2 separate regions of the Homo sapiens genome follow, and region 2 is linked to region 1. Evidence: chromatin contacts called from ENCODE Hi-C or POLR2A ChIA-PET data. All regions are on one chromosome and are shown on one strand. Each heading gives the region's core, a stretch centred on a gene start or an enhancer-like site at or near the end of the contact. The rest is flanking DNA. Distances are from core to core; before and after follow the strand shown. Region 1 overlaps LOC124902258 (a long non-coding RNA gene). Region 2 overlaps ASTN2 (astrotactin 2).

Region 1 (3,855 bases), core at 952-3,451:
ACTCTTGGAAGGTTTAAAGGCTTTTCTTCTTAATGCTTATGGCCCATAACTGGTTTTTGTTGTTGTTGTTAGAGTTCTATGTTCGAGGCTCTCCCCTGCTCTCTCACCTTTAATCAAGTCCTTGGATATCCTGATTCACTGCTATGGCTTCTGGTAGCATCTTTGTGAAGGTGACTTCTCATTTGTAACTCCAGCACATGTGCTTCTTCTGAACTCCACACTGTTTTATCTAAGTATCTGTAGATATCTCTTGAAAGACTCACAGACATCTTAAATCCAATCTGTTCAAAAGTAAATGCATCACAAACTTTTTCCTCCAACCCCATATCTGCATTTTGATGTTCCTTATCACAATTTATGGCACTACTATATACATAGTCAAAAAAATCAACCAACAGCAACCCTTCATACTTCCTTTCTCTATCCCATACAGCAGCTCAAGTGGTATTGTATCTGATAATCCCATTTTCCTGCATTTTGATAACATTACTTCCCATTTCTTGGCCACTTGCTACATTTACAAGGAAATTAAAGTGCTTTAATGAAATCTACAAAGAACTTCAAGATTTGGATTCTGTCATGCTCTCCAGGATCATGTTTTTATACTCTGCCAGCCACCTTGAATTTTCATTTTCATATTTACCTTATCTTTAGTATTTGCTGTCCTGAGAGAAATCTCCATGTGCTTATATTAGATCTCACAAATTTTTGTGTATGCTGCCTTGAGTTGGATTCTGTTACTTGCAACCAAAGAATCCTAAATAACAAAATAAGCTTCACAGCATAACTACAGCATTAGTTATCTTGCTTTACCCATTGTTCTAATTTTTCTTACCAATATATCTACTCTTAGCTGAGCTGATGAGGCTGCTGTCACACCCAGTGTGGTCCAGACTCTTCCAGTCTATCTTCTTGTTATGTTCTTGACAGATCTCATCAGCAAACTCTCTCCTCACAGCTCATATTATGCCAAGAGATCAGCCCTACCCATTAATTTAGTCTCTGAATAGAAAGCTGCTGTCTCTCTCTCATTTTTTTTTTCTCTTCTCAGACAAAATCCCCCTTCTGTCAGGAAGAAAAAAAAAATGGTGTGTTTACTATTTACAACTAGTATATGAACTGTTATTGTCCTAGGAGCAAAACCCAACTGGACAGTTTTCTCTTTTCTGTCTCCAGTATATGTAGATTACATAACCCCTTTGAGAACTGTAAAATGGCACACAATGGTTATTATTTATTCTAACTGCAGGGAGGCAGATTTAGGTTCTGGGATTATCATTTGTTTAAATTCATGTTCATTGATCATGGGGGCAGTTTAAGATACAAATTGGTCCTTGGCTCTGACAAGCATGTGTTGCTAACCTGTTTCCTCTTACTGGCTAGTTCCTGACTTTGAGATAGTGGTTTTACCATTCCATCTCCCTTTCTTTCCTTTTTATTCTTTTTTTAAAATTTATAAAATCTGGTAAAGTCCATCAAAACTTGAGGATTGTTAGGAGAATTAACTATGTGAATGGACACAAAAAGCCTAATATGGGATCTTGTCAGTGAGCCATTCAATAGATGACAGCTTAGTTTATTGTCATCAGCATGGTCATTCACCATGCAACCTCTGCTGTTAACAGATTTCAGACTGTAATCTTTTGTTTCTTCTTTCTAATCCTGCACTTCCTCTGACTGTTCCATTTTGGTTCCGAGCAAGCAGGCCGCTTGTGTCTGAATCTGGCCAATCCTGAAATCTCTGCTTGGCTTTGTCAGACAAGTTCAGGCATGCACAGACATGTCCATGAGTTTCTCAGAAGGTTGACTCTGCCAAAGCCAGAACACCACTCCCCCACTTTCCACTGGGTCCTGTGCTCCAAGCTATTGGACATAAGTTTGTGCTTTCGAAACTTCAGTATTTACACGGAATCTGTGCCTCTGATTTACCCAGTGTCCAGCTGCTGATACTTATCTTGAAATTTCTAAGTGCAGGGCTGCAATCAAAGCATCAGGGCACAGAAATGAACAAATAAAGATGTTTGGGGACTGCCTGCTTTTCTCATGCGATTTGCACATTTTTCTTGGCTTGCGTAATCTGAGGAGGCTGGGACCATAGGCCCCTTCATTCCTTGGCCCAGTGGCAGCACATGGCAATGTTACAAATACGGGAGCTGGACATTCAGGAGGGGCCTCACCCCTGCTAGGAAAGCATCCACCTCTGTGCCTCCCAGACAGCGTTGACGCATTCAGACAAGCTGGACAAAGAACGTACAGTCTACATTCCCTGGCCTTTGAAGGGAAGATGTTGCAATGTACAGGCAGTTGGAGTGTTTTGCCTAATTCATCAAAACATTCACATTTGCTAGTAATACAATGCATCTATGATGAGAAGGACTTAGGGGAAGGCACTGTGGATTAAGGGTAAAATGGCTCATGTCCCCTAATTTCTACCATTCGGCTAAGCTTTGAAGCAGCCTCCCTTCATTCATGAAAGTGTTGCAGGGTTGTTAAAAATGCATGGGCTTTGGAACCAGATGGATCTGTGGTTCAGACTTGCTAGCTGTGGGATCTTGGGCAACATACCCTTTCTAAAGCCTCTGCTCTCATCTGGAAAGTCAGGGCAGTAAAACAAAACTCTTAGAGCTTTTACAAGGATTCTTTGAGATAATGTATAGTGATTAGCAGGGTAACACACACAGTAAGTGCTATAAATGAACTTTTATCATTCACCTACTTTTTAAGTGCCTACCATGTGCCAGGCACCCAGCCAGGCACTTAGCATTTCTTTGCACCTCAATTTGATTGGACATTGCAATGGGAGTTGGAACACAAGGAGAAGCATATTTGAAAGAGGCAATGAAGACTTAACTTTAGACCCAGTATCACCTAAAATGAAACCATATGGCTTTGGGCAAGAGATATTTCTCTAGACCTCAGTTACTTCAGCTGAAAAGCAGAGTAACCATTTCTGTCCTAAGAACTAATGAGGAAGGCATAACAATTATTATTACAATTATAATAGATGGCATTAATATAGAGCTTATTTGCTTCTTAGCACTTTCTAAGCATTTTACATTTACTGATTTATTTACTCTTCACAACTACCCTAGGAGAATTATTACACAGATTCGACTAACAAAGGAATTAAGAGACCAAGAAGTTAAATGGTTTATTCATAGATAGTAATCAGAAATCAGCTAGTCTGGCTCCAGAGTCTTTTCCCTCAATCATCACACTTTGTACTTGGTGGACAATAAAACCTTGCATAAATATGAAGATTTATTACTATGCTGGAAAATTCTACCTAAAAAACTAGTATTTTGATCTAATCATTGTAGGCTCCAATATGGTTATTTTTAAGAGATCTGAATCAATTTCTCTATAATTTATTTTTTCTCAGGATTTTATTATAAAAATTTTCAAATAAACAGTATAGTTTAAGTATTTTTATAGTAAACATACATATACCTACCACTCAGATTCTGTAACTAACCTTTCACTATTAATATAATTGTCTTATCACATACCTCTCTCTAGATCTCCCCCCTCTCTCTCCATCAATCTATCTTATTTGTGACATGTTTAAAACTAAGTTGGAAGGCATCACTACATTTCACCCAATTCTCCAGTATGAATGTCATTAATTAGAATTTAATCTACTTTATGATCCATTTTGTTCTTTTCCAAAATGAATTTTAGGTTTCATATCTGCAATGAAGATTTGTAAATCTCAGAAAATACTAAGAAATTAATATTTCTTAGTAAGAAAATACTCAGAAATTGATAAATTAACAACAAACCATGGGACAGTCTACTTTTAATATTGTAAATTCATTAATATTATCATTATTATTACTATTGTAGTTGATTTTC
Region 2 (3,790 bases), core at 426-2,925, 630 kb after region 1:
TACAGACGGGGTTTCACCGTGTTAGCCAGGATGGTCTTGATCTCCTGACCTCGTGATCCACCCGCCTTGGCCTCCCAAAGTGCTGGGATTACAGGCGTGAGCCACCGCGCCCGGCTGAGTCTGTTATTTCTATATCCCAGCACCCTGCATTGATCTGGGCCAGGATGGTTGCTTGAGAAAGTGTGCTCATCTGAATCTGTTTCACTCAAAATCCTGTGATTCCAAGTAAGTTTTATTTGTTTAGTTACATAATAAGCAACCTTTGCTGAATCCTGTACCATCCTGACCTGTCCTGTCTTTTCTGGCAGAACAAGCTCTGTTAGGATCACTCACATGTTCTCCTTTTATTTTTTAAAAAAGGTATATTTTTAAAAGGAAGAAGGAGATACATCCTGAGAGTTTTGGTAATTGTTTCTTTGCAACATTTGCTGCCTAGAGAAAGTCAGATATGAACAGTAAGACACTCACAGGTCAGGATTAAATGAGATGGGGAAGATTGGAGCTGATCTCCCTGGAGATGAAATGGAAGCTGCAAGGACTCAGATATGATTCGGTGCCACTGCCCCAGATGAGACTGAGGCACAATCCCTGGCCCCACGCTGGTGGTTTCCTCTCCCTGGGGCACCATCAGCTCCTACTGTAGCCATCAAGTCTATGTGGTTTCCCCAAGGGAGCCACCTGAAATCACCTTGTTCTTTGCTATCATGACCGAGGCAGAGAGGGGAAAGAGACCAAGCTGAGCACTCAATCTGGACTCCAGCCCTCCTTCCCTGGGTCTTCTCACTTTTCTTCTATTCTGTCTCTTTTTCCATCTTTCACAACCCTTTCTCTTTCCCTATTTCTGGCCTCTCCCTCTTTTCTCTTTTAGAAACATTTACTGAATTACAAGTGCTTTTGATCCATGTGGAGTTATGTCCATACGGTGAGTGTGAGTATTTGGTGTGTGCTGTGCTGTGGGTGCTACGTGAGTGGATGCCATCTAATGTGTCTGTGTCTGTTTGTGCTGGGTGGATCCATGTGGCACACGGTATGTATATCTTTACAGTATGCCTGTGGGAAGGTGGCTATGTTTACGCATCTGTGTGCCTGTGCTGTTTATCTATGATACGCCTCTTGAGGCATCTGTCATGTGTTGAGTACAAGCTGTGTGTTGTCTGTGCGTGGCATGCTATCCCCATGGTGTGTAACTTTGTATGTGTTGTGGATCTACTGTATGTGTCTGTGTGCTTCCCGTGTGTGTGTGACCGTGTCTCTTTGTTATCTGCCTTTCGTTGGCTGCACATAGCTTGAATGTCCCTGTTGGGTGATGTGCTCACATGCATGTTTATATGTGTTGGTATCTGTGTGTTGCCTTTGTTTTTGTTTAGCTGGCTGAGGTGACTGCATTGTGTATACCTGTATGGGATGGATTGCATTCATTTGTGAGTCTGCACCCTATATGATTTCTCTAAATCCCCTGGCTGCATGCTGTGTCTGTGTGGGGTATGTTGCATTTGTTGTTTGTAGGTACAACTGCATATTCTGTGTGTTCCCCTGTGTCTCTGCCTCTGTGAAATGTGTCTGTGTGTTTTCCCTGCCAGCTCCTCCTCCCCTTCGGGTGCCCCAGCCTCTCTCCCTGCCTTCTCCTCCCCAGGCTGTGACCACTCTCAGCTGACACCTCCGCTGCTCTGGCAACCCAAGAACAGCCTGGAGAAAGGTCAGCTGGCCGCCTTCCCCAGGGCCTGCCTGGATCCTTGGACCCCAGTGTTGCGTGGTGTGGGAGCGCCCTCTGTTGGCTGTATGGGCCATGAACACCACTGGAAACAGACTTCCTCTTTCCCTTGCTGCTCACCCCTGAGACTTCCAGCCTTCTTAATAAGGGACTTTAGGAGAGGAATGGGTAGGGTCGCCTATAATTTGCCGTTGAAAGCGAGATGTTTTGGAGAATGAAAGAGGGTGTGAATAAGTGCACTGAGATACTGAGTATTCGGCAGATGCGTCTTAAGCAGATGGTGAGGAAGGCTTCCCTGACCGCCTACTTGGGTCTCAGCCCCATGGGCATAAGCCAACAAAATGTGTGCTAGCCCTCACTGGTGAAAGGGTCAGCTATTCCCAATTTATGTTTGAGGAAGTCAGAATCTCAAATCTATGCTTACCCAATGACTTCACGCTTTCCCTTGGGAATAATTTCCCAAGACCCCAATTTCCCCTTTGCAGCAGGGACCCAAGGTGGAGACCCAAGGGTTCCAGTTCCAGAAAGAGGGAGGACTGAAATGTTTCTAGGGGATTTAACAGAAAGAGGTCAAAGGCACTCTTGTGAGAAGAAAGGGAATAGTTATAGAGGTACCCAGGACTTGTAATGCCCCAGGTGCGTGACTCTGACAGCCTCAAGAGGAAGAGAAAGGTGCTGTGTGCACACATGTGGGTACATGCGTGCACACATGTGGGTACATGCACACACACACACACACACACATATATACACACACACACATCAGGAGGCAGAACATCCAACAGCCTGCATGGCTAATATCGTGGGGTTTGAGAATATACACATTTACTATTTCCTGCGTTATAGAAGAAACACAACCAAAGGCACCATTTTATGCAAAAACATGAGTTTTCATTGCATTCCTTGTGCTGGTGATTAAAGAAGAGGCTCTGATAAGCAATGGCTATTCTTTAACTCAGGATGACAGCTCCAGGTGAACCAAAAGACCACTTGGCCCAATTGGTCGAAAGTGTGTTCTTCAGAACATTACCTCCCATGAGACATTAATAGTTATTTGAAGGTGTGGCCAAATAAATTTGAAAAATACAGGATTAAATAAAGTTAAACAGATTTTTTTTCTCATGGGATATCTCAGAGCCTTTAATATGATAATGTCTTATGAATTTCTAAGAAAGGAGGAGACTGTACTCAGCATTTCACAAAAGATATGAATAATGGATTTTTTTTCCAGAATGTTATGGGACAAAATTCTAAATTTACACATGGGCAAAGCAAGACCCCAAGTAGCATAATTCAGTTATTATTAAATAACTATTTACTACAAGAATCATGTTTTTTGTTTGTTTGCTTTTGCTTTTGTGTGTTTGTTTTAGTTAATCTCTTTGGATCTTGTACTAACCTACACAGGTAGGTACTATGTTATCATGTTAAATGACAGATGAGAAGAGAGACTCAGAGAAGTGAAGTGGTTTGTCCCAAGTTATGGCATTGGTCAGTGACAGCAACACTCAATACCAGGCACCTCTCTATAAACCATATACAACTTCCACTTTGCCAACTCCTGTGAGTATGATTTTATAGAAAGTATAAAATGTGGCAGTTGTCCCCAAAGCCATACGTTGTACTTAGAATTGTTTTTAAAATCATATAAAAAAGAGAAACATGGTATAAAAAATGTGGACAAGAAGTGGCATTGTACATCCAAGGTGAGAGGACTGAGTGAGACCTGGGAGAATCGGGGAAAACTTCCCAGGGGAAGTGAATTTTAGCTATGCTTTGAAGGATAGAGGAAGCTTAGTTAGATCAAAGGTCAGCAACTTTTAAATATGAAGTAGCTGGTAGTAAATATTTTCTGCCTTGTGAGCCACACAGTCTCTGTTGCAAGTGCTTGACATTGCCATGTAGTGTGAAAACAGCCATAGATAATATGTAAATAAAAGGACATGGCTGTGTTCCAATAAAACTTTATCTACAAAACAGACAGCCAGCCCATGGGTCCTAACTTGCCAAGCCTTAAGTAAGAAGGAAAAAGGTAGGAAATGTGGCCTTTTTTGGCTACAGGAATCACTTTTTAAAAGA

The links. Hi-C counts contacts between places; a loop is a spot of excess contacts on that map. ChIA-PET counts read pairs that join two places held with the same protein, here RNA polymerase II (POLR2A). Pooled maps may share reads with other maps.
Region 2: a map of heart left ventricle shows a loop between it and region 1 (7-fold over the local background). The contact joins two enhancer-like sites. A Hi-C loop is called at or near these places in 4 of 168 maps with a recorded cell type or tissue (HepG2, cardiac septum and heart left ventricle) and 6 of 50 pooled maps. POLR2A ChIA-PET finds 5 or more read pairs at or near these places in 1 of 52 experiments (HepG2).

What each region holds. Positions count from the first base shown.
Region 1 is chr9:115,942,535-115,946,389 of GRCh38, forward strand. The region is part of intron 1 of LOC124902258 (a long non-coding RNA gene); the gene reads left to right. Among named protein-coding and RNA genes, the nearest start is that of LINC00474, 19 kb to the left of the region's middle. RefSeq lists an enhancer at 1,208-2,407. Within about 2 kb of position 2,202, at least 18 of the 41 ENCODE cell types and tissues checked have a DNase peak (open chromatin) inside an H3K27ac peak, as active enhancers do.
Region 2 is chr9:116,570,581-116,574,370 of GRCh38, forward strand. The region is part of intron 19 of ASTN2 (astrotactin 2); the gene reads right to left. Among named protein-coding and RNA genes, the nearest start is that of ASTN2-AS1, 68 kb to the left of the region's middle. Within about 2 kb of position 1,676, at least 2 of the 41 ENCODE cell types and tissues checked have a DNase peak (open chromatin) inside an H3K27ac peak, as active enhancers do.